Linked DNA regions of Mus musculus: all the other regions are linked to region 2. A link is a loop called in an ENCODE intact Hi-C map of the cell type or tissue named here. Cell type or tissue: heart. All regions are shown on one strand. Each heading gives the region's core, and the rest is flanking DNA. Links, peaks and the distances in the headings are about the cores only.

What was found. A loop is a pair of places that touch in the nucleus more often than their neighbours do. Peaks named below come from ENCODE experiments on the same cell type or tissue, not always from the same donor. Only the 100,000 strongest peaks of a DNase experiment are listed, where the experiment ranks them.
Region 1: it touches region 2 in a loop (4-fold over the local background); 10 of 42 quality-filtered maps call a loop at or near these places.
Region 3: it touches region 2 in a loop (3-fold over the local background); 3 of 42 quality-filtered maps call a loop at or near these places.
Region 4: a loop joins it to region 2, with 2.8 times the contacts of the local background. A loop is called at or near these places in 10 of 42 quality-filtered maps.
Region 5: it touches region 2 in a loop (2.1-fold over the local background); 3 of 42 quality-filtered maps call a loop at or near these places.

What each region holds. Positions count from the first base shown.
Region 1 is chr11:65,268,627-65,274,686 of GRCm38, forward strand. It overlaps Myocd (myocardin), which reads right to left and starts at 1,363. Exons shown (of 13, transcript NM_146386.3): 1 at 1,018-1,363. The coding sequence starts at 1,072. Gm30586 (a long non-coding RNA gene) reads left to right here and starts at 1,299. Exons shown (of 3, transcript XR_001780238.2): 1 at 1,299-1,637; 2 at 5,445-5,511. In heart, for the core only: CTCF peaks have their summits at 1,598 and 2,596; a DNase peak (open chromatin) is centred at 1,395; H3K4me3 peaks cover 2,615 bases; H3K27ac peaks cover 2,986 bases.
Region 2 is chr11:65,627,998-65,634,057 of GRCm38, forward strand. No RefSeq gene overlaps it. Among named protein-coding and RNA genes, the nearest start is that of Gm26128, 4.6 kb to the left of the region's middle. In heart, for the core only: a CTCF peak has its summit at 3,365 (motif pointing left); no DNase peak of the experiment used is centred there; H3K27ac peaks cover 1,275 bases.
Region 3 is chr11:65,345,923-65,351,982 of GRCm38, forward strand. No RefSeq gene overlaps it. Among named protein-coding and RNA genes, the nearest start is that of Gm12295, 61 kb to the left of the region's middle. In heart, for the core only: a CTCF peak has its summit at 3,306; no DNase peak of the experiment used is centred there; H3K27ac peaks cover 2,999 bases.
Region 4 is chr11:65,194,367-65,200,426 of GRCm38, forward strand. It overlaps Myocd (myocardin), which reads right to left. Exons shown (of 13, transcript NM_146386.3): 8 at 1,736-2,028; 9 at 702-855. Among named protein-coding and RNA genes, the nearest start is that of Arhgap44, 34 kb to the left of the region's middle. In heart, for the core only: a CTCF peak has its summit at 3,082 (motif pointing right); no DNase peak of the experiment used is centred there.
Region 5 is chr11:65,364,310-65,370,369 of GRCm38, forward strand. No RefSeq gene overlaps it. Among named protein-coding and RNA genes, the nearest start is that of Gm12295, 80 kb to the left of the region's middle. In heart, for the core only: no CTCF peak of the experiment used is centred there; a DNase peak (open chromatin) is centred at 2,662; H3K4me3 peaks cover 537 bases; H3K27ac peaks cover 3,839 bases.

The sequences.
Region 1 (6,060 bases), core at 297-5,296, 360 kb before region 2:
TGCCTCACTAAACAATCCTTCAAGAAATCCCCAGAGTGTCCCATCCACACCTAAGGATCAGGAACAACTGAGGTGGTTACAGAGGCTCCTTATGGCCCATCACCCACTGTGCACAATTTCTGAGCCACTCATTTCAAGACAAACAGTTGAGTAGCTCCTTCAGAAGGACCAAGGGAATTGACAGAGTGAGTGGCACCAGCATCAGCCAGCACCTGTTACATGGAAGGCTCACACCAGAGCTATCCACCAAAATGTTCGTTCTTAGAAGGTGCCCTGCCATCATTGAATGGCCCTGTTACCACTGTTATAAAAGCAAGAATGGGCAAAGCTAGGTAGCCCTTCCAGGATGCGAACGAGGGAACACAATCCTGCGTCTTCTGTAGGCCCCCACGTACCCTTTCCTTATACTCACCTCTCCTGAGTGTCCCTCCAGAAGTTTCTCTGTGTGCCACTAACACAACAATTTTAGGGAAAATTGTCCATTTATAAATATCAGATGGTTTGGGAAAAAATATTTGTGGCGCTGGTTTTTTTCCCCCATGGTGATGTCATTTAAAAATTCTTGGTGTGCTCCAAATTCGCTATTTTTACTTCCTCCAAGTGACTTTTTTGGGAAATACATTTGTTTGGATTAGCTACATGTTAAGTGACCCCTAGACGTCTCACAGTCCTAGGCACATTGTCTCAGCGGTTGTAACTGATAACGCGCCCACTCTATAACTTCAGATCCTGGAGTTGCCCATTTCAACACAGTTCCTTTTGGGTCGTCCCCTTAAAAATGTCTATTTACCGATAAAGGAAAATATAGTAAAATAAAGTAAAACATTGGATTATTCGTAAACAAAACTCAAACTTAACACAGGTCAAAGGGAAGACATTTGAAGGCATTCAGTCAAACACAGTGTTCATTTTGGGGAAACAGAGGGAAGGCCGCCACCTCAGGCCCGAAGCATTCATTGTAAAGCAGTTGAGTGGTAGAGATGAAAAGTTTAAGGAGTGCTGAACGCCTTACTCTACCTGATCGGAACTTCCTTCTAATCAGCAAAGAGTGTTCAGACCCCAGGAGTGTCATGGTGAGTCTCAGCAAGCCGCTGGTCGTTGGCCAGGCGCCCCGCTTTCCACCAGAAACTGGCTCCCGGGAGCCCAGAGGACAGCAGCTAACAACCCAGAATTCATCCAACTCTTGGGGAGCTCCCTTGGGTAGGAGGACGCACAGTGGCCGCCAGTGTCCCCAGAAAACTGGCGCCTCCCCCCTCGCCGCTCGCGAGGCTAATTAACTCCCAGCAGGCAGGACCCTCCTCCTCTGAGGGTGGCCGGGAACAGCCGCATCCTAGGCGTTCCTGGCTGATGTCATAGGCTGCCAGCGGTCGCGGAGTACCGCCACCACGCCTTTATGAAGGTCCCAAGTTTGCTATCTGATCCTCTTTACTACTGACAGGAGATCAGCCAATCAGGAGCGGTGAGCGGGGCCTGGGGACCAGACGCGGCCCCAGGAGTCTTAACAGCCGGCTCTTAACTCTTTGCAGAATAGTGCGCCAAGGCTGCTTGCCCAGGCGGGAGTCTCTGCACTGGCACCCCTAAATCGGATGCCCGAAGGCTGCAGGCGGCGCCCGGCGTGCAGGTGGCGCCTGGCGACGGTAGGAGTGTATCTGCTTGTCCTAGGTGTGCATGTCCCTGGTGTCCCCAGCTTACTGCAGGGCTCTGGAAGGTACATCTCCAGAACGCGCTGGAGCCTGGGCCAAGAAGCTGGGTTGGCTTGCAACTCCCGGGAGCACCCGCTTCCCCTCTGTATCCGAGCGGTGGTGCTTCAGGAGACCGATGCCTGGAGCAGCTACTGAGCGGCTGAAGAAGTGGCAGAAAGTCTTTCCCTGTGGTTGGATGTTCTCTTTGGATTCACAAAAAGTTTGTGTCTGGGGACTGAGCCCAGAGTGCGATTGGTGCAAAAGTTGAGCGTACTATTGAGCACTCAACAGGGTAGGATTCGGTGGCCTGGGCAAGCCAGATCGGAAAAGTGCAGAGGTTTTTCACGTCCCTTTCATAGTGGGAAAGGGACCCAAAGAGGCGCTGAGGATGCGCGTCTCTGGGGTGCCTGGGGTGACAGGGTCCCACGTGCATCATTAAGTACAACACATGTTCTAAGACAAAGATTTAGATAGTTGGAAAAAAAACATTGAACTGCATACATACAACACACAATTTGCCACTATTTGCAACTTTATATGCACGTGAGCTCCCAGATACAATTCTTTACATCTCCCCTTTTGTCTCAAAGCTGTGAATTCTTGAAGAGAATGACAATGACAGGTGGAGGCCTAATGTAACAATATCTGTTAGGGACTAATCTCTGCCCTGATCCGGGGTCTTCTGCCTCTATCAACTGTTGCTGAAGACACCCTAGGGTGCCCAGACCTTCCTTTTTCCCATTCTCTGGGTTGCACCAATGCACTTGAATCTTGGAATTCGTTTTCTGAGATAGGTAATGCTCCTCCTCACTAAATCAGAGAGGAGGTGGAGCCCTGCTACTCAACTTCCTCTTGTGAATAGGGTTGGGCAGTACGAGCCTACAACAGGCTGCCTCCTGTGGTAGCCTGGCAGTGGTTGTGCATTCCACAAGCAGTGCTGAACTGGGCTGTTCCTGTGGGAACAGATCACAGCCGCTTTAATGGCTTACATCAATCCCGATTCATTACCTTGCAGGTTTGAAGGCTGGGAGTCAGAAACTGGTCTCACTGAGTTAAAAAAAAAAAATCAAGGTGTTGGCAGAACTGTGTTCCCTTCTGGAAGCTCATGAAGAGACTCCATTTCCTTTCCCTTTCCAACTACTAGAGGCCACCCATGTTCCTTGGCTTCCAGCCTGTTCTTCCATCTCCCAAAACAGAAATTGTGGGTCAAGTTCTTATTACATCTTATCAGTCTAGCTCCTCCCTCCCCACCTTCTGCATCTCTCTCTGAGTTAACCTTACTTTAAGGAAAAACTCTGTCAGGCTAGCTGATGATGAATCCTTATTCCCACTTGCTATGCAATGTAACATAATTGCAGATGCCTGAACTTGGAAGTGAAGGGGAAGATGTTGTATTGTGTGTTACATAGAGAAGGTCTCTCTCGTCCCAGCTCATCAAAGAAGAGAAACACAACAGAGGAAGGACTGGGAGGGGTCAGGCCCGCATGTCTAGAACAGCCCTAAGCAGGGTTGAGATGCATGGGGCAGGGGCGACTCCAGAGAAAAGAGGTAGCAGGATAAGGGACATCACAAAATTATCCCATGGAGGAAACTCTGTGAAACATGAAAAAGAAAGAATAGAAGGAAAGACCCAAAGGAATGTTTACACTGAAGACAGCAAGGCTGAGGAGATGCCCACGGCAACTTAGTGGGGCTTTCTTTATTCAGTGGGAGTTGTGATAAAATCAGCTGAAGGATCCAACCAAGGGTCTTTCTGACCCAGAGGGACGGAGGGGGTTGGAGTGTGTGCTTGTGGACAGGACCACAGTCCCTCTTTTGCTGGCTTTCTTTTATTGTTATTTAGTGAGATTAGTGAGATGAGGTCTCCCTGCCCTAGGATTTTTTTTTTTTTTTTTTTTTTTTTTTTTTTTTTTTTTTTTTTTTTTTTTAGTTTTCATCTCAAAAGGAGTTTATTCATTAATCCTTAAAGTAATATTTTAACTAATTCTTCAAGAATTTCATATTATCAATTTGGATCATATTCATGCTCCCTACCCCAACCCGATTCGATTCAGATCTCTCTCCACCTTCCTTGCCTCCCTACCCATCCATCTCTGAGCTGCCCTTGAGGTATTGTCTTCCTCCTCCTCCCTCCTCTTCCCCCTCCTCCCCCCTCCTCCTCCCCCTCCTCTTCCCCCTCATCCCCCTCCTTCTTCCCCTTTTGCATTATTTAAAGCCATTGTGTTAGGTTTGTGTTGTTTAGCTGCTCTTGTGAGTAGAGCCTGTTCAGGTTGACCACAGTCTTGCCTCAGCCTCTGGAGTGCTAGAATTAAAAGAGTAGAGCAGCATGCCTCCGTTCTTATTTTCGCTTCCTGGCTTTCTCCCTTCCTCTTTCTCCCATCTCTCTGTCTCTTGGTCTCACCCCACCCCCAGCAGCTCCATGGATGAGTTGGGAAACCCTGATAACCACAGTTCTCCTCGATTTTTCCCATCAGAGAATAGAGCAGCTGACTTCTGCCCTCCGGGATTTCTAGCCCTTATGGCTTTGGGATATCTATGGATATAAATATGTGCATTATAGAGGCTCATCCTTTGCCCTCTATGCTCAAATATTTTTATGACTTTTTTTGGTGGAATTTGGACAGGCTGTTCCCCCAGGAGAATGGAATCTCAGACAGCTGCTGTCAGAGTGTAGCCTAGCAATGTAGCAATGGCTGCTGCTACGATCTTACTCCTCCATGATGATTCTTCAGTATTCTTCCCTTTTGCTATGGAACTTTGCTTCAATTTATTTTACTTTACTGCTAGTCAATTAAAAAAAAAACTGTGTCACAAATTATAGTAACATGGCATGTAAAGACATGCACTAATGGAGCCCACATGCAAGGATGCTCTCTCAAGATTGTAAATTCTTATATAGGGATGAAAAGAATACATTATATAACTATAAGGTAGAACTAACAATCTTTATTACTAAACTGAGAGTGAGGATGCTTGCCTGTAAGCCCAGAACAGGGGAGGTAGAGGCAGGAGGACCAGGAATTCTCTGTCATCCTCAGCTAGAGAGGAAATTCCAGACCAAGGCCTGGGGAGACCCTGTCTAAAAATTAAAATAAAACAAAGAAAGGAAAAAGTCTAAACAGCAGCAGCAGCAGCAGCAACAATAACAGCAAAATTCATTGTCCTTTTTTGATGCTTCCTTGCCCCAGAGGCTTCAGGACAATGTGCTCATGGGTCTGTGGTGCTATAGGTAAAGACCATCATTGCAATAGACCATTCCATTTTTACCAAAACAAACAAACAAGCACACAAACTTCATTGTTACCGAAAACCATACTCTATTCATACTAGTGCCATTTGGCATTCTCAGCAGGCCAGCACATGGTTAAGGGGAGGTAATACTATATAAGGGGACATGAAAGTCAATGCCGGCTCACCTTAGAGCTCTGTCCTCCATAGCTGTGCTTCTCAGCATGAAGGTTAACATGGGAATGGTTGTGTTCATAGGCCTGAGCCCGGAGCATGGCTCAGGAGAGTCAGCTTGAATTCGGATCCTTAGAGGCTTCCTTCCCTGAGTGCAACATGAAGTTCGATAGTGGGTCACAGGCAAGTGCAGCGTGGTCAGCTCTCCTGGGTAGGTCCAGGACCTGCGTGCCTCCAGGAGGAGGCTCCGTCTCAGCGTGGTAGCTGGAAACCCGGCTGAATCAGTTTTCACAGTGATCTGGAAGAGTCCTTGGTTTGGATGTCTCCTGCTGTCTATAGTCTCTCTTCTTCCTTTCACAGATCTGACCACTTCTTCTCCCTTCACACACTCTGAGAACGCATTCTAGGATCTGTCTGTGTCACCAAGGTAAGTACCTGCCTGTCAGGCAGATTTGCAAACTCAATTAACTTCAGTGGGAGGAGAGTAAGAAAAAAAACAAACAGACAAACAGACAAACAAGAACATAGAGGTGAAGGGTAGCATTCAACAGATGGAACACCTGGTTGTTTGTGTGGTCCCAGGCTCTCTGTGGCCACTTGGGAGGAAATATAGACCTATACCACCCTGCTCCACAATGGCTCAGAGAATTGGAAATCCAGGGTGTAAGACACATTGGGGTTTTGAAAACACAGTTAGCTGTAAATAGCAACAAAGTGTGTCCTAATATATGATTGGTTGGACTGCGGGGAAGTTAGGTTATTTAAAAAGTAAATATGATGTTTAGCAAAAGAGCGCCTGCCTCGGCAGAATAATGCCCCATGATGACCCCCACCAACTGCTGCATGGAAGGCATGGTCCCTTCACTGCCATCCTCCAACAGTGGGGCAGAAGTAGCCAGGTACAAATGCTTGCTAACTGTCTCCTCTTCCAGATCTAGGAGAATCCTCTCAGCCATTAGCTCCTTGAAGCACTTCT
Region 2 (6,060 bases), core at 373-5,372:
AGCTCGTCTTTAAGTTAAAAACATAATAATGCAGATCAGTGAAACTGCAGAGGTAGAACATAGGAGCTCATATTTCAGTGCCTTTCCTGTTTTACCCTGTCAGAGTCCAGCCTCAGATGAGCCCAGACTGTCATTTAAGACGTTGTCAATGGCACTACCATTTGTAGGGGATTGGGGTTTGGGGCCTAGCACTCAGATCCAGGAAGGGTCTTCTGTAAACCCTGAGATTTGGCAAAGGTCATGGCTCATGGTAGCCCCTCCCTTTGGATGTTGACAGGAGACCATTAGTGGCAGCAAGCTGAAGAAAAGTACCCTAGATGAGAAGGGCAACCTGTGCTCTTCAGGGAGTGTAAGCTTCTTTTCAATCTCAAGGCCAGGGGAAAGCTCTTTCCCCGTTCCACCCCTACCCCACCCCTACCCCACCCCTACCCCACCCCTACCCCACTATGCACATCTTCTTCACACAGTGGCTGACCTAAGCTGTTTCCTGATCACCTAAGGGCATCCTTCTCCCTTTGGGACCTATGACTTCTTGGAAGACAGGTCTATGGTTTTTTTCTTCCTATATGTCTTGACTAGGAAAATGACCACAGAGCCAGTGTGAAGATGAGCTGCAGGCAGCTGAGCATGGCTGCTTCTGGGTGGCAGAGCTTTCCTGTCTGGCAAGCTGACTTGCAGGTGGGAGTTCTCACCCACTTCCCAACAGGGAGGCTGGTATGAGAGTCTCAGGCAGTGATGGAGCACAGTTGACTCCAAAAGGCACAGGAAGTTCTATACCTGGACGTAGGACCCAAGGATGGTGTTGGAGACACTATGGAACATTTTAGGGCCTTCCACTGATGTTTCCTGAAGTGCCTCCCTGTTGTTTGTATGCCAAACTGCAGAAATACACAATTATTATACCTCAGGTTACTTTTCAGCTTTCCTTCTTGCCTCTTGTTGGGTGCCATGACTAAAACATAGCTCTCTCTAAAAATAACCTTTTATGACACTGACACCACTGAAAATGGTGACAAATATTAAGCACTTGCTGTACACTGGGCATTCTCTTTTTATATACACGCATCTTACTTGTTCCTCATATAACATTAGAAGATGCAACCATTATGGTCTCTTTTTTACAGATGAGGAAGCACACATAGGTCAATTAGACAATGAGCACATTAGATGATACAGCTATGTGGAACTTGATTTTTTTTCAGGTGTTTTTGTTTTGATTTGATTTGGTTGGTTGGTTGGTTGGTTGGTTGATGGGTATTTCAAGAAAGGGTGTGGTGTGTGTGTGTGTGTGTGTGTGTGTGTGTGTGTGTGTGTGTGTGTATTATATTTATATAATGTGGGAAGCTGAGGAAGCCTTGAGTGAATATGGATAAAGTCCTGAGTGAATGTCTATTGTTCACATGAGCATTGCCATGCAAAGGATCTAATGCCTCAGGTGAATGTCAGAGCTTCCCTGACCCCAGCGATAAGGCCCAGAGGGACGGCCAAGCCTTCCTCTAGCCTATGTATAGATATTGACAGTGAGTACAGACGATATCCACTGCAGCTTTCTCCACCCACCCAGGCATTTATATCTGAAGATAAGACCCCTATCGTCACTGCAATATTAGCCCTGCCTCTTCCTTGTTCAGCTGTGTACATACGCTGCCACCTTCTTGTTCAGCTTTATGCAATAAACATGGTGAGACTCTAGAGTGCTGAGTCTTCTCCAGCTAAGAGCCCAGACCATCTGACCCCAACTTCTCTGTACCTGTGTGTGTGTGTGTGTGTGTGTGTGTGTGTGTGTGTGTGTGTGTCCATAATTCATTCCCTTGTCTCCCCTAGTCAAGGTTTCAGGACCCAAGCTGTATAAGAACGTTGCCATTCAAAATGGTATATAGAATTCATTATGTAGCCAAGGCTGGATTTGTGAGCCTCAGTCTGCAGGGTGCTGAGACTGTATGTAGGCATTTTCCACCTTGCCCAAGCAGGAATGGTTGTTTATACTCTAGTGTGGTTCTGATTTTTCCTAGGATAAAAAAATAAACACAGTGGAAAAAAATAGCCTCTTCAAGAGATGGTGCTGGGAAAACAAGACATTCACACACTGAGGAAAAACTAACCTTGTATCTCACTCTGCACCCAAACCTACTCCAAAGAACAAGAGATCTTGCAGGACCTGAAACGCCAGAATGAACGGAAAGAAAGGGTACAGGAGTCCAGTTGCTTGGGGAGTAACACTGGCAACTGACAACTGAGACCACATGAAATGCGAATGTTTCTGTACACAAAGGAAACAGTTAATCTCATGGAGAGACAAACTACAGAATGGGATAGAATTCTTGCTAGCCACACCTTTAACCAGAGAATTGATCTAGACTACACGAAGAACTAAAAATATTAAGCAACAAGAAAACAAACACTCCAGCCAGTGAGTGGGCCACTGAAATGAATGGACAGTTCTCAAAGGAGGAAATATGAATGGTCCTTAGACAAGAAAAAAATATTCAGCCTCATTAGCCATCTGAGAAATGCAAGTTAAAACTAATTTAAGATTACACTTTCTCCAGGAAGAAGGGTGGCCATTAAAAATGAGCAACAGCAAACAGGCCAGGTTGTGGACAGCAGGGGACCCTTAGCCACTGCTGGTGGGAGTGGAAACTCAGCCAGCCAGTATGGTTGTTTCTCAAACAAACAAACAAACCAAAAGTCTATGAGTCTATGACCCAGCCTTGCCACTCCTTGGGTATTTGCCAAAAGGATTCCAATGTACTCACCATAGAGACACCGACATATCAGTGCTAACTGAAGCACATTACAATAGCTATGTTTTGGGGCCAACTGAAGCATACAAAACAGGAACATGTGGTAGGTATACACAATGTTTCCTAAATCCGTGGTCTCAGGATTTTCCAGAATTGAATTATGTTTGCATTACCTTCTGGGAGGAACAGAACATTTTACAAGGAACGAACTCTTCCTTCTGTCTGCAACCATACCACACTGAATGCACCTGATCTCACAGCTCTTCTTCCCTGCCTAGACACATATGAGCACTGTTCTCACACCTACTACTGCTGCCTTTTGTTTACACAGGAACGCACATTTCTATCCTTTGGCTCACAAGAAAAGGCTAACTAACCAAAACATGTCACCATGGCAGCGGCACACGCCAAGTGATTAACTTTGGTATTAGGGTATAGTACATTAGGATATATTCGGTATGTTATTATATTGGGTATATAGATTAGGGTATATTGGTATATATACAAAAATCTCCATAACAAAGGTAATCTAGATGAGGGGTGGCATTGGTTTGTAGTTGGAGCATTTATCAGAATGTAGTATTCACTTAGGAGTCTTGTCATTGGGGGACACTGCCACCAAGTGGTAAATGACCTGGTCACATTAAACAGACCAAGTCTGCCCCAGATAAGCAAGCCATCTGCTCAGCGTACATAAAACAAGGAGCTTCGGCTTCTGCATAGCAAACCACAGCTTTCTAACAATAATTGAGAACTGTCTTTACATACAATATACCATTTTCTTTAGTAACTCTGGAGTGGAAAATGCAGGAGGTTGGGGGATGAGGAGTGATCATTCTTACTGCCCTTAAGATCTTCCTAATATCAGTGCCTGACAATGTTGTAGCCTGTTACCAAGAAAAGTGTTGCTATGAGGCCCCCAGAAAGGTGAGACTTAGACAGGCAAAGATTCAAAGACAGATGCCCCTAGAAGACAAAAACCTGTGCATAGCTTTGAAAAGTTGATACACTTTTAACAGTTAAAGTTGTCAGGGAAAATCATTGTATTCTACTGCCGAGGCAAAGAAGTCAACAGTACCCAGGGAGAAGATGATTAGCATGATTTTCTGTGATGTGGGGACATCACCTGGAAATTTGAGTTAATACGGACAGCAAGGTCCAGCATTCAAAACCTGTACTGGCTTATTTTTCTTATACTGAGAGGCGAGTGGAAAGATGGAAAAAGAGGAAGGGTATTGATCTATTAGTATGAGTGCAAATAGGCTTAGCAGGGTGTGACTGAGCTTTCTGTCACTGTAACAAAATACCCGAGGACACCAGCATATAAAGAACAAAGGTCTAATTATCTTATAGGCTGGCCCATTGCTTTGGGCTTATGGTGACGTAGCAAGTTATGGCAAGAAATGGGCATGGTATTGTAAAGATTCTCACCTTGTGGTCAGGAAGGAAGAATGAGGGAGAGAGAAAAGACTGGGCTCCCATGATGCTCTTCAAGAACATTCCTCAGTGACCTGAAACCTCAAAGTTTCAATTGTGCCACACTGGGAACTAAAACCTGTAATACATGTGCCTCTAGGACATTCCAGACAACAGCAGGTAGAATTCCTCCATGTTGTCTTCTGAAAGACACCAAGGTGTAAACAGAGAAGAGCTCATGCTCTTCTCTATCGACAGTAATGTGAGACAAGCTTCATTGACTATGACAGAAAACAGCAAGAGACATACTATCTTAACCAAACACCTTAAAAATGAAGAAAAATGTTCCCAGTATTCCCCATGACTGCACCTGTTTCCCAGTGGAGACCCAAAGAGTGGGTGCCACCAACAGGCAGATGAGGCTCTGGGGTACAGAGATACCAGACAGTTGACTAATACTCTTCCTTTCCACTGTCCACCTTCACTACCCTGTGGGTAAAGTCAGAAGTGACATAAAAAGGCAGACAGTGGTTCTTTCCTGAGAGTCTACAGCAGGGACCCAAGCAAGAACAGGATCACAAGGAGTTCTCGGGACCTTGGCATTCTCATGCAATCTCTGACTTTACCTCACTACAGTTCTGTGCAGAACAGAAATTGTGCTGCCTGGTAGACATTGTCCTGCCCATATTCCTGCAGAAACACCCTCCAACCACTGAATTCCTGGTTAAGAAAAGAGAAAGGCCTGGGTGTGGCTCACAGTAGCAGAACACTTGCTTAGCATGCCCAAGACCATGGTTTGTGTAAAAAGAATCAAGAGGGAAAGAAGGGTAAGAGGAAAATAGAAGGAAAGGGCAAGACAGGAAAAGATGAGAAGGAGCAGGGGATAAGAGGAGTGGATAGAGAAGTAGGGATGGAGGAGGAGGGAAGAGGGTGAGGCAATGGAAGCAGAGGGAGAGAAGGAAGAAAGGAGAGGAGGGGCAAGGTGGAAGGAGAAAGAATAAGAAAGAAGGAAACAGCAGGGTGGTGGTGCACACCTTTAACTCCAGTACTTGGGAGGCAGAATCAGGAAGATTTCTATGAGCTGGAGGCCAGCCTGGCCTACAGAGAGAGTTCCAGAATAGCCAGGGCTGTCTTGAACAAAAAGGGAGAAGGGAGCAGTGTAACCTGGATGGTTTGTGACCAGAACTGAGAGCTCCTTGACAAATGAGGAAATATAGGCCTGCTCATCCTAAAGGACGCTCCGCTCTGGTTCCCTTCAGAACCTTTTAAAAAGACGAGTGGCTATCAGACCATCCTATGCCCTGATTTGCTGAAGCAGAGTGAATTTAGTATATAATTTACCATCTTCCAGCCTTGGTTCCCTCTCTGCAAACACAAGAGGCTCAATATTACAGGTTAAGAGAGCTGTGATAACAGGCAGAAAGGTGCAGGTTGGGCTCTGGTGAGGCCTCGGCAGAGGGGCCTGGTGTCCATAAGATATCATTGAATTCCAGATGACTTCACATGGAGGTGGGACTAGAATGTGGAGCCTCCAAGCTGCAGAGGGGTGCTGATTTTGAGGGCTAGGCTCTGAAGAGATCAGGCTGAAGGCTGAAATCTTGGCACATGTAATCAATTCTTCACAAACTTAGCCTACCCTTGGGTTATGTGTATTGATGGAATAATAGTTAATATCTCAGATTCTACTGCTCACATCTCCCTTTGAACATCAATGTCTATGCAAGCATGGCATACTTGAGTGAAACTTTCTTTTTGAACCCTGTAACTTTATATTAATGTATGCTGATATGAAAATTGAAAGGGAAAGAATCCCTGCACACAGGGTGGAGAGCTTTTGCAGGCTAGCCTGGCCACCCACAGAATTCTTGTGTCAGTCACATGATCTTCCCAATTCCAACCA
Region 3 (6,060 bases), core at 535-5,534, 280 kb before region 2:
GGGTGGGGGTGGGGTGGGGTGGGAGGAAGGATAGTCTTTTAACCAGGAATGGTTGTATGCAGTGGTGGAGTACTGGAGGCTGATTCCTTCCAATCAGGGTACACCTGAACTCTCCACACCTCTACAACACTTTGGACACTCAGGCCAGTGCAAGACAACAATGGTTGGCGACAGAGGCACAGCCATCATCAAATTTCTTTCAGAAAAAATATGTTTTTCCCTTTAAGATAATTTAGTAAATTATTTCACTTTGGACTGGCAAAGATACTTGGGAAGTTGGCAAAAAAGCAAAATGAATGAGGCCCTCCCATCAGTACGATGACAACAGCCTTATTAAGCCCTGTGGCAACTTTAGAAGCAGCTTTTCAAAAATGTTTGGTTCATTAAACAACCAGGAAACACAATGGCAGTTAGTGGTCATGTAAAACTCACTGCAAAGTATCATCAAGCTATTCTACCAGAACATAAACGTGGACTATGTTATTTCTGAAGAGAAAGACATTGTGTTACAAATGCATTGGCTTTCCAAATAACAGTTGCATTTAAAAGATTTCCAGTTGCTTTCCTGATGGTATTTTTCATAAGGTGAAAACATTATTCTGAGCACCCAGAACTAAAGGAATGGGGATAGACAACTACATCCAAGACTGCTGTAAAGACAGGAAGTTGAGGGATAAGGGCAGGGAATAAGGGTGGCAGAAGGCACGCCAAGTGTATGCGGCAGGCATCACCTTTATGCGGCAGGCATCACCTTTCAAATAACTGGTTAAAGAAAAATGTAAAAACTGAAAGAGTTGCCGAAGTGAGACATTACTAGCAATTTTCGCTCATAATCTTGGGTATTAGAGGTTTTTTGTTTGGTTTGGCTTTTTAAGTTTTAGAAAATTTATTACAGATTCACAGGTGGGAGCTTAGGAGAGAGGAGAAAGAGCCATGCCATTTGGGTTAGGTATGAGAAAGGTGGGGACCTCGGGGAAAGAGTAAGGGAGCCCTGGATACCAGAAAAAAGGTGTACTCAGGTTCTGGCTGGCACAGAAGCAGAGGAGAGGAGAGGAGAGGGGAGGGAGGGGAGGGGAGGGGAGGGGAGGGGAGGGGAGGGGAGGGGAGGGGAGGGGCATGAGGGGAGGGGAGAGGAGAAGAGAAGAGGAAAGTTATGCCTGTCTGAGTCAGGACTCAGGCACCCAGAGCTAGCGGAACCTTCTGACAGCTCATGGCCACTGCACTTGTGTGGGGGAGGATGCCGGGAAGGAAAAATTCATCATCTCATTAAAGACAGAATTGTTCACCCTCTCTTTTCCCAGCATAGCTTACAATAGACCCACCTTTCCAAGGTGTGGTCACTCAGACAAATTGACAGGCCCAACTGGATTAACTGTTTATGTTTTTGGGTAGCTTGAAAATTTCTCCACCAGGCCAGAGACATAGCTTCCCTAAGGGACTTCCACAAAGTCACAATCAAGGCAACATACCCTCTTCAGAAAAGAGAACACTAATCTCTTGTAGAAGTCAGACCAGGGCCAGAGCCCCCAAACACTCCCGACATGTTAAAAGTTGATTTTGTTACTAATGACAAAAACCACTGTCATGGTTTGGATGGGGCATGTTCCCCACAGGCTCACATGCTTGAACCTGGTTTCCAGCAGTATCAGGGGAGAATGGAACTTTTGAGAGATGGGGTCCAGTTAGAGGCCAGCCTTGAGGGTTGCATCAGTTCTCTGCTTCCTTATTCTCTCCCATGTGAGCAAGTGGAACCCCAGACTTTGGCTGCCACAAGCAGCTATCATACGGGCCCTGTCACGGTGGACTGAGGACTCTCCTCTCTTAAGATGCTTCTGTCACTGTGTGGAGATAACACGGATAACTAATACAAGCACTCAATTCCAATCTGATTAAATATTTGACAAAGGAATCTGAGTGAAAAGTAAGTAAAAAATCAGGACAGAGCTAAAAGAAACTGAGTATTAGAGACAGAATTGTTTTTTTAAGTAGAAATCTTGAAGAAACAGTAAAAGTAGTTTGAGTAAATAAACACACTAAACAACTGTAGAATATAATATCAATATGGATTGGTATGATGGAATGTTTATGATAGGTGAAGGTTAATGTCCTCAGAATAGAAAGTGTGAATGTCTACACAGATAAATATGACTTCTACACACAGAGAATCAAAGAGTGAAAACCAATTCTGGGACAAAATAATTGCTAGTTTCCAAGAAAGAAAGATGCAGACGTTTAATCAACATGGAAAATTTAGTTTGCAAAGTTAACCAAGTAAATGCAAAGCAATCTATACAGTGTGGGAACAGAAAGTCATCTCTGCTTTTCCCAATGAACAAGAGGAAAGTCAGCCATGCTGCAGTGAAGGGCAATTGGCCAGCATGGATAGAAACCAACTGGGCTGGGACAACATACTCTTTATATGGCTATAAGACTTTATGCAGTTACCGTTGAGTTTAGGAAGACAATATTGATAACCCTTGGGGTCAAAGAGGTAAAGTGACTGAGAGAGACAACGCACAGTGTGGGGCATGTAGGAAATGCTCATTAAACATTCCCCCAAACTGCCTTTCCATGTGGGTAATCTTTGATATCCTAATGTAGTGCAATCCCAAGAAACTAATTGGAGATGTACGTGTGTGTGTATGTATGTATGTATGTATGTATTTGTGGGTGCATATGTGTGTATGTGTGTGTGTGTTTGTATGATTGAATTATTATAGCAGCTGAATTTAAAATAGCAGGAAAATGAAAGACACCAAATTCCCAGTGTTTGGGACTTAGTTTAATAGACTAAGAGTCCAATCAAAGTTTGATACTGATAAGACACTAGAATCATGTCCCTAAAGAATATTTAAGGACTTTGGGTAAAGCTCACCATAAAATGTTTGAAAAAAAAACCCAAGATACAAAATGTACACAAAATATGGCATGTGCTTGATTGTCTACATATATATTGAGGGATATATGTGTACATTTATCAGAGAGAGATACTATGAACATAGAGTTAAGTTGCGGTTATTTCTGGTATGTGAGGTTATGAATTTAGTTTTCCTCATGTTTTTCTGTATGTTCCCTCATATAAATGACTTTCTTCCTCTGGAGAAAGTGTTTCAGAGCAATGCTGTGACATTTTTACTTAGCCACCAGTGCCCAACGGACATTTGTCATCACCACTGCTCCACCAGCTCTCAGAGCCAGTTAGTTCTCCCTGTGACTTCTGCTCCGCTGCCCTGCTCCTGGAGCCAGTTCTACCTTTGTCTTTGAATCTGGCTGGCTCTGCAGGCTGGCCATTCACTCCTGCTGTCAGCAGAGAGCAGCCCGGAGCAACTCCTCAAGGCAGCCTTCTCCTCCCCAGCCACCTTCCTCCTTAACTGATCGACTAAAAAAAAATCACATAAAATAGCTTCTAATCACTACACTAATTCAACATCCTGTTCACTTACCATATAAGGGAACTGCAGAGTTAGAGCTTGGTGAACCAGCGTCCCTGCTTCCGAGCTGGTACACACGTAGGGGAAACCTGGTCTACTTTGTGACAAACACAGTCTGGAAGCATCAGAATTACCAGACTGAGCAAGTTGAGACACTGAATGGGATACATACTGCTTGAAACATTTTTAAAAGTTTTTCAAATTGAACTGAAATTAAAATTTAACGGGGAAGTCCATAATTATTTGGCAGATCTATCCAAATGATTTGTACGTCTTATGCCTTTTTCTTACAACAATGTTACAGGTGAGTGAACTAGTGGTCAGTGAGCCTTCAGTATTTGCTATATTCTCCCACCTATCAGCAGGGCCTGAGTTTGAACCCAAGTCTCTCTTCTGGCCTTCAGGGATGCTGAGCCTGCCTTGAAATCTTTTGCATCTGTGTCTGAATAGTTCACCAGTTCAGGATAGATGAATTTTGCTATGTTTCTGGATGGTGCCACCTCCAGTTAACCATCAGAGGCCAGCAAAGCATGGAGAAGTGAGGCTGGGACAGAGGGAACCTTGGGGCAAAGTCCTCAGCGGTATGTGGCTTGTGCACCTTGACTTTTCTGATTCTTCTGAGCACAGTACTCACTATGGGACGCTGTGTTGTGCATCCCATGGAAGGACAGTGGGTTTTGCACTAACCAGTCTTTCTCTCAGAGTCCAATCCCGATGCATACAGAAGTGCTGTCGAGGACTGCCTGAGGCCCTAGCTCTGGCCAGGAGTGGATCTCACCCGGCTGAACAATTCCTTCCTTGGGAGCAGGACTCATGGCACCCCAAGAGGGCTTCCTACAGACCCTGTGGTGAGAGTAGCAACAGTCTCACTGCTCCAACACCCCTTTCTCCTTTTTTACATTCTTTGTGTGCGCTTGCAAAAAGGGTAGGATATTAGAACATCTTAGATTTAAAAATTTCAGATTAAATTTGCTCAGTCTTAGCCCCTTAGAATTCCAGGCCTCTGCCTTTGGAAGTTGCATGTGGCTGTGTAAAACCTCAGGGGCTTGGATCAAATACCTCATTGACAAAAGAACACACATCTGTTTACACTGCAGAGGCAAGGGAGACCATACCAGGACCCCTGAGCAAAACACATCCCAGTCAGTGCCTTGGTAGGTAGAGACTAAGCTCAAAGCCAAGCAGAAAGAAGGCCCACCCTCAAGCCCTTAAGTTGATGTCTGTTTGAGGGGAATCAGTCAGAAGACTAAAGCTCTGTCCATCGTATATTATATTATATTATATTATATTATATTATATTATATTATATTATATTATATTATTTATATTATATAGGCAAGGTCAAAGTTTTCAGAACCTGAAAAGGTGGAGCTCTGCAGTCTGAGTGAGGACAGGAAGAGCAGAAGGCATTAGTCGCCTACCCTTAGGAAGATCTCTCTCTCCTCACAGGCACAAGAAGGATGGAGCCTAGGAGGCATGGAGAACAGTGAGGGCACAGTTCAGAGCTCTAGCAGGGTGCAGGCCACAGCCAGATCTGCTCTGTAGAATTGCAGTGAGGCGCCGTGCTCCTGGGCACCATTGCTTCTTGCTTCTTCCTAATCAGAACATCACATATTCTCACACCTGCTCTCGATTCGATTCTTTCTTTCCTTGGACTCACAGGAGAAGACAGCACTTGAAGGTTTGGCTCGTGCCAGTCCACATCAGGTGGGCTGAGGTGGGACCTTGACATTCCAGAGGACCCTTGGGCCCTGGAATTCAACAACGCCTACTGGTCTCCTCTGCGAGATCATCAGTAGCTGCTCCTTTTCCATTTTCTATGGCACTCACCATCCAAAGATGAGGGACATTATCTTCACTGCTCCACAGGCTGCTTCTGGATAGAGGCCACACCTCCAGAGCATTCCATCTATGTGTGGATGTCAACTGGTCTTACAAAAAGCAATCCCTTCATAGTCTCCACCCCTCTCTCTTGTCTCTCCAGACTTCCTCCCCCAAGTGAATAAACTTGAAGATGAACTCAAGACTTTGGCTTATAGCCTTCCTGCTGTGAAAGCTCTGTAGAAAGAGTAGATGGTTTCAATAACACTGTGGTGGACTGATCTTGTAATCTCAGGCCTCCTCCAGCTCAGGTAACTAAGGTCAGATCTGGGTGGCCACACCACACAACTGTGATCATAAATTCAAGTTTCCCCTTCTCAGCACTGAGCCTTCCCTCAGGGTCTGCAGGCTTTGTCTCACACACACACACACACACACACACACACACACACACACACACACCCCAGGAAAACAACTTTCCCACTGCTATACCCTTCGCTCTCTTGCTCTCCTGTGTGTGTGTGTGTGTGTGTGTGTGTGTGTGTGTGTGTGTGCTTGCAAGTGCATATGTGGGTATGCACACTTATTCTAAAGAAAAATAATATATTTGTTATCTTGTTGACTTAAATATAACACAGTGAGTTGCAACTTGTTAGAAAGAAACAAATCTTTGGTCTGCGAAAACATTTTGCTATCAACAAATACTAAGTGAAATTCACAAAATTCTGAAGCCACACACCTTTTCCTGTAGAAGGAATATGTGACTTACACAGAAGATAGTAACATAGCTCTGTCCATTTTGGAATAA
Region 4 (6,060 bases), core at 329-5,328, 430 kb before region 2:
TGAAACATACCAGGTTCAACTAGAAACCCAGTGTCATTTGAGTGAATATAGATCCCTGTGATCTGTAATAAGTTGCTGGCGTGTATATTCCATCTAATAAGCTGTTACATCAGGGCAGAAGTTCCCAGATTTGGGGACAGAGGAGGAAATTGTTTAAAACTATATTGACAGAGGGTTGCTAACATTGTTTCTTATTCAGTGAGGAGCAAGACACTCATTTAACAACTGGATAAAAGAGCGCAAACCACTCCACTTTCTTCAGTACAGTCAGCACTTCCTAACAGGAAGTTGACTTTAAAACTAAAAAATGTTAGGAAGAAATATAGGCACATTAGCTATATGGATTGTTCTGTGGTACATGAAAAGCAATCCCATGGTTTCTGGTTTTTTCCTGTTTCACCAGAGACGGCCAAAAATTCACCAAGAAATTTACCATTGCTTTCGGACATTCTGGAAGCTTTATAAGTCGCACACCTTCCCTCTCTGTTAAGCTCTACTCCAACTTAATTCATTTATGCTAATGAGAAATCTCAGGTGCAGCAGAAAAGAACAGATCGCTCAATCAGCCTGGGGAGGCCGAGGCAGGACCTGTAGGTTTGAGTTTGGCCATTGCACTGTAAATTCTGTGACACCCATGGGTCTTTCTCATACTTTCTCCCTCATCTATGTTTTACTCAAGAAAATTAGGTCACATTGCTTACCTTGAGATCATCCAGGTTGGGTGGGAGGGGGCCTGGTTTGAGAGAAGAAACACCAGTTTGTCCAGAAATGCTATTTTTGACAGGGGATAGAGGGGTATTGCTCAGTGGTGTTGAAGAAGGATTCGGATTTCTGGCCATCTGTTCATTTGGTTCTCTGAAAAACAAAAGGCACATGCAATACAATACAATACAGTACAATACAATACAATACAATCAGACCTATGTGGGTGGAGCTTGGGACAAGTCACAGAGTAATTGCCTACAGGGGTCAGTGAGGTAACAAATCAGTAGAAGAGGATGGGAGAGGGAAATCAATAACGTGATCTAGACAGCATATGCAGAAAATCCCCAGCTTCCTTCCTAGGACACTGAATGACGTGATGGAGTCAGAGGCCTGGGGACGCATGCAGGTCCACCCATGACCTAGCTGAAGCAAAGGCAGGTGAAATAATCCTTGTGTTAACTGTATGGGTGAGGATGCCAACCATGTAGAATATGAATAGGGACTGGCAATACAGGCACACAGCCTGGGTTCAGGGGCCAGTCTCAAAAGCTGACACATAGATCTTTAGCAGTGACCTCAAACTGCCAGCAAAGTCAATTCTGTATTCTTAGACATTCCACAGTTTAGTTTGGAAACACTATGAGTTTCCCTTTCCTCTAAAGAACATTGATTTATTTGCTTCCTCTCAGCCTGCCTTTACTTCAGCTAGGTCATGGGTGGATCTGCATGCTTCCCTAGGCCTCGGACTCTATCACAACATTCAGTGTCCTGGGAAGGACACTGGGGATTTTCTGCATATGCTGTCTAGATCACGTTATTGATTTCCCTCTCCCATCCTCTTCTACTGATTTGTTTTCTCACTGACCCCTGTAGGCAATTACTCTGTGACTTGTCCCAAGCTCCACCCACGTAGGTCTGATTGTATGCATGGTTTCTAAAGGGAGTCAGAGGCCAAACATATCACAGAAGGACATGATGTAATACAGGACACACTGGTCCCAAGCATCTGACCTCAGCTCGAGGCACTCACTTGAGGTGTGTTTGGTGCATCCCAGGGTAGCTGAACCGCTGCTGCTGCTGCTGCTGCTGCTGTTGCTGCTGCTGCTGTTGCTGCTGCTGTTGCTGCTGCTGGCTGAGGATCTGTAGCTGCAGGAATAGCTGCTGTTGCTGGAGCAGCCGGGCATAGGCAGAGTCCATGGGTGGGGGAGACTTCTCTGCCTTCTGGTCTGGGGGGATGTACTGATGGTATTTGAGCTTCTTCACCTTTGGTTTGGGGTCTTTGGGCTTTTTGTGGCGGTTCTTACTGTCACCCAAAGACTTGGACTGCAAAGAGAAGGGAGAGATGGCTTGTGTTGTAGGTGATGGTTAGAAGATTTTTTTCCCTCAAATTCTGGGAATACAGTAAGGCACAGCACTCATGTATCAGATGAACAGATTTTACAAATCACCACCCTCACGGCACATAGGCACCTTACACCTTACTGGGCTCTTGGAGCTTTCCTGGAGTGGAGTTCAATGGAAGCTTATGTTTCAGTAGCTTATATAAAACCTATAGATATCTTAGCACTCTGGTGTGGGGGTCACTCATGAGAGTGTATGTAAGCAAGCACTTCAAGTTAAACATATGGTAAGTTGACTTGCTAACATTGTATCTGCAGACCCAGAATATGGTTCTCAAACTGAAATACACCTGGAGACTTGCCTTCACTCACATTCAAAACTACCCACATCTAGCAGGAAGTCACACCCTCTGAAATACTGATTCCTTACTGTGGGGAGGGCTACCCACACCCCACACCCTTTCCAGGAGTCACTAACCATATACTATCATCTGCACACCATGAGGGAGTAAGGGCACAACTTTGGGAAATTAAGATAAGTGTTTGAATATCAATATGATATAAGTTTACTATATATAAGTTTCATCCCATACAAGATGAAAAAAATTTGTTTGCATCTTAGTGTTCAGCATAAAGATCATAAAAGGGTGCAGTCTTAGGGGATAGAGCACTTGCTGCCAAGCCTTGAGTGAAGAGCTGACTTTCATTAGTTGTCTTTTAGCCTCTACATATGTGCTGTAGTAGGCATATACTTCCATGTATACACACACACACACACACACACACACACACACACACACACACACACACAGAGTTTTTTTTTTTTTTAAGATCATAAAAGTAACAAGGGTCCTTTAGAAGGATAATTCTATACATAAACTTCTCTGGGAATCAAAGGGCCCTTATATATGAAGAAACTATAAGTCAACTGTCATGGAGTAGTAAAATAAAATCCAAATCAGATTTTATCAAAGGTGGTTCAAAGGAAGAGCATGGGCATCAAATTGGAAGGAAAGCGCAGTACCACCATTGTACAGAAGAGGGAGCTCCTGAATAACTGGCAGGCACAGTCTCCAGGGCAGCCTCCAGACTACAACTTCAAGAAGCACGTTTGAGAGTGACCTCCAACACTCCAGCATTCCATCTTTACTGACTTGGGCACCTTGTAAGCTGCAGGCGCTTTTGTTTTCTGAATCTTCCTCTCTGGGACTAATGAATAATGATTGGGAGTATTTCTGTGAGCATGGTGGCTTTATTTCATTCTACTCATTAATCGATTTCGATTGGCCTTCTGGTTAATTAATCATACTTCTGTCTTGGGTGAGTTTCTGCAGGGTCTGGTGATAGGTAGGGACTGTTGCTGACTCAAGGGTGCTGAGGATGCCTTTGTTCCCCTATATTGCCTTAGTGCAGGCATCAGGAACATTCCAGAAGATAGTGTGTAACAAAGGTTATTGACATGACACACCTGTACAGTTTCACTCTTTTTGTGAGCACAGGGGATACTTGCTCTCTATTTGCATGTCTCTCTTTCTCTTTACAACTCACAGGACATAGAAGATGCACACATGCGTTTTCTTAAGGGTGGACCAGGGATGGATCCACTGTGGCATTGAAGTCCCAAGCTGTAGGACTCATCAGCTGGAAAAAGGAAGGGGGGATCCTATGGCTAGAAACTCCAAGACTTTCGAATGCAGCACTGATTCAAATTACAGGAGATAAGTTCTTTATCACAGTATCCAGGTCTCCTAACCACCTACCCAACCTCCTGCTCCCTTCTCCTCAAGCTTGCTGCTGCCGGCAACAATGTTGCTGTCTGACTCCAGCTCACTTTCAAAGCTGGCTCCATCTTGGGAAGTTTGTATGCCCTCCTTACTCAGCATGTTGAGGGTGCAGGGCAGTGGTCACATCCCTAATGATGGAGTGAGGAACAGCGGAATCTAATCTCCAATTCCCCTGCCTAAGCAGGAGAGCCTCTTTTATTATTGATGTAAAATGCAAGGGGCATTTTTGTACTTTCACACTTTTGTGTGAACATCATCTTCTATCCAGTCCCATAAAATCCCCACTGTTCCCAAGGGAATGCCTTGCCACCAAGGAATCATTTCCCACTTTCCCCTCTTCATAGCTGCCAATCTTGTAAAACATGCTTATTTTGGACATTTGAATCCATGAAACCCTGTTGAATGTATTTTGGACATTTGTATACATGAAACCAAGTTGAACATGTTCTGTGTCTGTCTTCTCAAACTTGACATGTTTTCAAGGTTAGTTCATGTTGTGGCAGTGTCAATATGGCATTACGTTAATGGCAGGAGTCAATATGGCATCCCTTTTTTTCTATGACTGAATAATATTCAGTGACCTAGCTCCACCATGACTTTATTCATCCATCAGTTGGTGGGCATTTGGGTTGGTTTGAACTTGGAAATATGGCAAATAGTGTTGCTGTGAAGACCTTGTGAAGAATTATTAATTCTTTCAGGTGTCTAGCTAGGAGTGGAGTTGCTGGACCACATGGTAAATCTATTCTTAATTCACTGAGGAGATGAAAAACCTTTCCACAGCAGTATGAACATTTCATATTCAGACCTGCAGTGTGTGGGGCTTCCAACTTTCTTACATCTTTGTAGGCATTTGTTGTTGCCATGTTTTGATGGATAATATTCTAGTGCACATGAAATGATATTTCATTGGGCTTTAACTTTGCACCTACCCAACGACTAACCACAGTGAGATTGTTTTCATGTGCTTCTTGGAAGCTCCCATATTCCTAGAGGGATATCTGTCCAGACCTTTGCACATCTTTCATACTTACACAAGACACTGTGATGGTTCATGATGGTCTGAAAACCCAGCTAGACTATAGAGGGTGAGATGATGTTCTTACTGGCTTATGCATGACCTCTGGGAGATTTTTAGGTATCTTCCTCTTCTATAGGATTTTTATGGCTTCTGAGAATAATCTGTGAAGTCTCTCTTCAGCCTTATAAAAATCATATTGTGCCAATTGGGTTGAGTGGTTCTATCCAACTCAGCAGTTTCCTTCTAAGAAGCCTTCTAGATCAGTGATTCTCAACCTGTGTGTTGTGCCCCTTTGGGGGTCCAGTGTCATATCCTGCATATCAGATGTTTTCATTATAATTTGTAACAGTAGGGAAATTAAAGGTATGAAGTGGCAATGAAATAATTTTATGATTGGGGTAATCACAACACGAGGAACTGAATTTAAGGCTCTCAGTACTGGGAAGGTTGAGAACCACTGCTAGATGAACAGAAAGTGTTGCATCTTCAACAGCTGGGGTTTAGGTAGTGATCATTCAGAGGCTCTGGGCAGTCACCTATAAACAAGCAGCCCAGTGGACCAGTGGAGTTTGTATGGGTATGAATTTTTTCAACTGTCTGTCATTCTGTTCTTCCTTCGGGATCCTAGCACATCTTTGTGGTATGGGGAGGTTGACAGCTTTACTAATTTGAATTATGCAAAACTTAAGTATTCAATTAGCAGAGCTACTATAATTCTGCTTTAGAGACATCTTTACCAATAATGGGAACCTTCTCCATCCCATGTGCATCTAATAGATGATAAAACTATTATCGTATCATTGACTATTACTTTAATTTACGACCTAAAAATTTCCCAGAACTGTGTCGCCAGGTACTAAAGGTAGCAAAAGAATCGAAAAGAAAAGTGTTCCTAACTGAATCCAATAGATGTTAGCTAGTACAGAGTAATATAAGAAAGCCAAATGGCTGCAATGTCTAATTAGGAGACAGTTCTCTGCGAATGGCTGGACGTAATGCTGGGAAAATAAGTATGAAATACAGTAGTCACTGCTGGCTGTCTCCTGTGGGCGTAACTCCTCCCATGCTCCTTTCCCCCATTGCATTAGAGCTCTTGCAATACCCACAGCTTCAGTCCTGCTCCTGTCACATAAATACAACTGCTCTGGATGTGTTTTATGATCCTTACAAGTCTCATGTGCATTGCAGTCAGCTGTATCTTTCTTCAGGG
Region 5 (6,060 bases), core at 497-5,496, 260 kb before region 2:
CAGCCACCACCTCACACTTCACTTACTGGGGTTGGCTGAGTCCTTCTTAAGATTCCCCGTGCCATTTCTGTAATCTGATTCAGGTGGGACCAGAAGCCACCATCTCTAGGAAATTTGGCTTTTTCTCACACTTCAGACCAGTCACTTTTGCTTTGCCCTGGGAACCCTGGATGTGACATGTTCACCTTCTCTGTCTGTGATCTTCTGTGTGTCATGCTAATGAAATCACAGTCACCAGTGTCTTTAAGGTGATGATGGCTTTAAGGGCCAGAAGTGTGCTGCAATGCTGATAATAATTATATAATTAGTTCATCGACAACTTTATACACATATGACCTTATGGAACACATATATTACCCCATCCTGTTCTCTAGATGAGGAACCTGAGGCATAGAAAGGAGAAGCAATGCCAGGAAATGTGGGTTTGGCTTTGAATTCTTGTGTAAAGACTGGCCACCCTGGAGTGCAATGGCTACTTTCTAGTCATCTCCACAGAGTTTTTCTGTGCAGAGAAGTGAGCCTTCTCTTAGGAGACATATATCCATATGTTTTCTCTGGTATTTCTTGTGGTTTTTCCTCCATTAGTCAATGAGGCCTCTGTTAAACACGAAAGAAAAGAAAACCAACAAAATCCAGCTACCAAAGGAGGCATATTTTTAGCTATTGAGTCCCAAATCCCAGGTTGTGTGGTCATAAACCAAAGATGTAAAAGATTAGATGAGAAGCTGGAAGCCTTTTGCTCCAGGCCAGACTCTTCAAATCACAGAAGAAGAAGGGCCAGAGAAGCATCTTTGGGAAGGATGCCGCCCCTCTCACCACCTGCTCCATGGTCCAGTCACCCTGGGTGGGACAGCAAGACAGCTACCAGACAAGGTGGGAGGTGATAGCATCTTATGTCGTCCCTGTCCCTAGGGTTTAGATGAGGACATCCTCCTATTTAACTAAGATTATATCTCCATAACTAAGCCAAATTGGAATTCAATGTAGAAATTAAAGAGAGTTACAGAGAAATAAGGCAAGTTGTATTTTTTACACAGCTGAGAGTGGGGCCTCTGAGTAGCCATGGTCATTGATTCTAGTCTATTCAATAAAGCTATGAGGCTACTTTTTTTTATTTTTTAGCTATCCACATGCTATAGCCTTTAAGTACAGAGTAGAAAAATTGCTTTTTTTAGTGATAATTAAAAACAAAGGAGCCTTAGCAGACAAGTAGGAAGTAAATAAAGGGGGAAAAAAAGCATTGTATTAGTATTAATTGTAAGAAGTATTACCTATAAAGGCCAACTCTCTGAGGCACAGCCCACCCTGTCCTATAATGAATCTTTATTCTTCTACAAGAGAGAGTGTCTTGTGAGGATGTACTTACATTTTGTTTGGTGGACAAGTCGCGTTCTATTCCCTTCCCTCTGAACTCTAACTTGGGATAAGCCCTTAGGAAACGGAGTCTGCCTCCACCAAGCCGTCCTTCAGCCGTGTTGTTGTGCAGAAAGAAAACTGCCTGTGAATCAGCTTGGTGTCATGGAAATTATGCTTTGTGGCAAGTACGTTCGTTACGAATGGTTGCTCATAAAAACGTGCCAGCACGGATGTCACCGCAGCCATCTCAACCTGCTGTGAACCTGTCTGTGATAAATCCTGGGAAAACCAGTGAGTGCTATCTTTAGTACCCACACCGTCTTACTGGCTCGCGTCATTCACAGCTCTAAAAATACAATTTATATCATTGAATTCCTCAAATTCCTTCAGTGCTTACACTCTGATTTAAGTGGCATTAAAGCAAGGGTGATTAGGCTGAGATGCCCAAGGCTACTGACCAATGCCCTCCCTGGGGTATTAGCTGTCTATCAGATACAGTGTGTTGTTTATCAGTCTCAGACTCAGCATGGTTAGACGCCTTGGGATTGTCAGCCTGAGAGAGAAACTTTCAATGACAGTGTGTAGAGCATTCTCTGTAGAGCTGATACAGAGGAAGGGAGTCATAGAATTTAAAGTCCAATGTGGAACACTCTGTGAAGAGATGCAGGAGCCATTCATGTGAGTCAGAAGACAGGCACACACTCAGATTGCTTTGTCTGAACCAGTGGTTCTCAGCCTGGGGGTGGTGACCCCCCCTTGAAGGTCAAATGACCTTTTCATGGGGGTAGCCTAAGACTATCAAAAAACAAAAACAAAACCAAAAACAAACCAACCAAACAAACATAAAAACCCCACAGTTATTTACATCATGATTCCTAATAGTAGCAAAATTACAGTTATGAAGTAGCAACAAAAATAACTTTATAGATGGGGGGAGGGGGGTCACCACAACATTCAGAACTGTATTAAAGGGTCACAGCATTAGGAAGGTTGAGAACCACTGCACTAAACCAACAGGCTTCTCAGGACAGCTCCTAGTGAGAACCAGCTAGAATTCTCTCAGGCCCGGGCTCATTTCCCAACTCCCTTCTCTGTGAACCAGCTGGAGCAAGGAGAGAGGGAGTCTTTTGACTACTTTTAACTTTCTCCTGTGGTCCACTGGGCCACTTTTGTGTTCCTGGGGACACCCTGTTGCTGCTTCTGATAGTAGTTGTGGTGTATCTGGGTGCATGCCAAGTCAAGGCTTGGTTTGGTTCTGGAATGCTGCTTTCACAGTGAAGGGTTAGAAGTTAGGACAGGAAGTTATAGCTGCAGGAGACTGGAGAGAAAACCCTCACTGGAAAGGAGATTTAATGCCGTGAGTCACTTCTTGTGGACAGCCAGTGCTCCAAGCTCCCTGTTCTCGACCAGTAAAATGTGGCTGTGGGCCTGCCCGCCTGAACCAGAATTGCCTGCAGAACTTAACGACACCTCTGCCCACTCTGAGATTGCACTCCATCTCTTCTCACGGGGTGGAGTCTTTACTGAGCACTTTTAGACAAGAACACTTCCAGGGTCCATACCTTAAGTCTCTATGGGACAGTCTGAATTGGGGAAAGTAGCTTTCATGAGACTCCATTAGCAGGGGTCTGTTACAGTGGAATTGTTCGGAAACACAGCATCCCAGCAGGGTCAGCTCACTTTCTAGCTGGGAGCAAAGCGCTACTGAGAAGCAGTCTCTCCTAGGACCACATAAGGTACAGTCTTAGGTGGGGGTGAAGCTTAGTAAGTCTGAAGTACGTTGACATAACTGATGCTCTCAACATTTTGATGTAATTAAAATTGGGTACCCATAAATACAGTCACTGCATACATATACACACAGACACATATACATACATGCCACAATACACACATTTATACATACCCTATACATACAACCAAACACATATCACATATATACACACCCTATACATCACACATATGCACACCAAGCATATACCACACACACACACACACACACACACACACACACCATGCACATACACACATGCACACCCCCTAGCCCCTGCTTTTTCCAGAGTCTAGTTTGATACCTTGTATTGACAAGGGTCAGATTTAAAATATTATCTTGATGGAACCTTCATTCTGCCATTAATACATGTCTTATGCAATTCAGGACCCCGTCCTGTGACATAAGTGACTTGAAGAAAAATTATGGATGTAAAAAATCCTATTAATGAGCAAACCCCTCCCCACCAGCTGTGCTCCAGGGGTTCTGGGCTTGGTTACCAGCTTCTCGATGTGCAGCGATTTGACTGGTATGTAATACTCTCTCATTTTTCCTGATAGGGACGGCTAAGCACATTATGTTCTCTCTCCCAGTTGGCAGCTCAACAAAGGCCAGCCATAAAACCCTCCACTTGTGTAATAAACTGTTGTACAATCTACTGCTTATGAACAAGGTCCCTGAAAATGTGCAACCTTTCTGCACGTTAAACACAAAACAGATGGAGGCTTGAAAATAACTTTCTTCTTCAGGGGAGGGGAAAGTCCAAGAAGGAAAGAGAAGCCCAGGAGTCCTAACCGGGGGCTGAACTCTGCCCCAGGTCGGGGGGCAGCTCCATACCTGGGGGAGCCTATCAGGCAGCTGGATGGGGGAGGCTTCAAGGAACCTGGAAACACGTTCCTGGATCTTCCAAGCCAAGCAGGTAGAGCAGGCGGTCCAGTGAGACCCTTGAGCCTATTTTGTAAACTTCCCAAATGCAGTGATGCTTGGGGGCTCTGCTTCCTGATCCCTGTAGAAACATTGCTAGGGATACAAACAGTCCTGCTTGGCTGGTTCCCTGATTTTCTACTTGCTAGCCTTATATATGTGAAAAGGCAAATGTAGATAATTGTGAAGTAGAAGAACTGATAGAACCAGGAGTGTAATGATGTACGTGTTCTACACACATGCATGTGTTCATCATTGTCTATCTTTTATATTTTGGGTGGAACTTTAAGTACTTCTGTTAAAATGCACGTTTTATCACATATCACAGTGCATGCATGGCTTTATCTGTGGAAGTGACTGAGACTTGCTATTAATCAGAGCTGAACATCCTCGGACATACCCATGCTGGCTTTTGAAAGTGGCACATGTGTTCATGCCATGGAGCCCAAATGGCAGAAGCCAGCTGTCTTATATGATGTAATGATACTCACAGAGGTCTCTTCCCATATGAGATCTTGTGAGGGAGGACGAGACCATCAGTGGGAGCATTGTACCCCATGATTGAGGACTTCTAACGTTTTTGTCAGTCAGCATACAGTCAGGAAGATAGAAAGTACACTAGTATTCCAAACAAGCAAGATCTAACCTGGGACTTGATTGTTCAGATGTTGGAAGACCAAGAGAGAACAATGGGGATGGAGGGTACCATCCCTGCAATGCTGAAACAAAAGGAGATGAGAGGTACAGAAAGACTGCTCTTTCCTAGAAGGGATGTAGCTATTATGGATGGCCTCTCAGGAAGCAATAGAACATTTTGGAAATGTTGAGAGAGTCTGGCATCTCCATCTAGAGAAATATTGACATGGAAAACCCAGTCCATGTCCTCTACAACAACAACAAAAGGTGAGACTCAGTGGCAGCCTCAGACAGACCACAGGACTCCAGGCTTTGGAGATGAGCAGGGGGTGGGCGTAAGAATTGACACATGGTCCAGTTTTAGCCGGAGACTCCTGCTAGGTAGAATGGTGGAACAGTCCATCTGAGAACAAAGCTGGCAAGGAGTGCCTAACAGGTGGGTAGCATATACACTGTGAACACGCTGACCAGAGGATGAGCTGTGGCATCGGCACAACACCATGGGAATGGTGGTATGGTAAACCAAGTCTGTGTGAACTGTCCGAGACAGGGTGACAAAGAGAAAAACTGAGCATCTCGCAGAAGTGAGAAGAGGATGTATGGAGTTGGATTTCATATTTCAGAAAACCAGCTCACATCATCACCCAACACCGGAAGCTCTCAGTCTCGTCCACCTGACTCTATGGGAGTTGATCAGTTAGAGAGAAAGGGAGAGAATGACAGAGTCATTGCCTCAAATCAGGCAGCTGCTCAATATCCAAGTGTGCCCTGCTGTATGCAGCCGTCGGCTGGAACACTGTAGCCAATAACGGTACAATACATTTTCATTTAACTGTTCCTGTTCCAAACATCTTAACTTATCTAAGCCTCCTGTAAACCACGGGAGAGGAAAAAGTCACAGCATCCTGATTTGTCGTCTTCACCTTATGGGTGGAGTGTGGTCATGCTAAGTGAGGAGCCAGGTCATGACCTAAGTCGCATGCAACCACCCACTGTTCGGCCATGACATAAAAATCCAAGAGCGCCTTGGTTTTAATCAGGACTCAGGCAACCTGTCAAACGTGAAGATAGACCACACATGGCTACCGTGATAGTCTCACCCCTATTCCAGCAGCTCCAGTTACCACAGCTTCAGACACCCAGGGTAAATTTCAGTCGGAAATACTAAATGGAAAATAACAGAAAGGAACAGTACTTAGATGTTAAGTAGCAGATTCCCATGCCGATGCCGTGACTCGTCCTCTGGTCAGCGTGTTCACAGTGTATACGCTACCCTCCTGTTAGGCACTTACCGCCTGCTTTGTTCTCAGATGAACTGCGGCAATATCCCAGTGTCTGTGCCTATGACACCTGTCATGAGAGTGAGAGGCAGG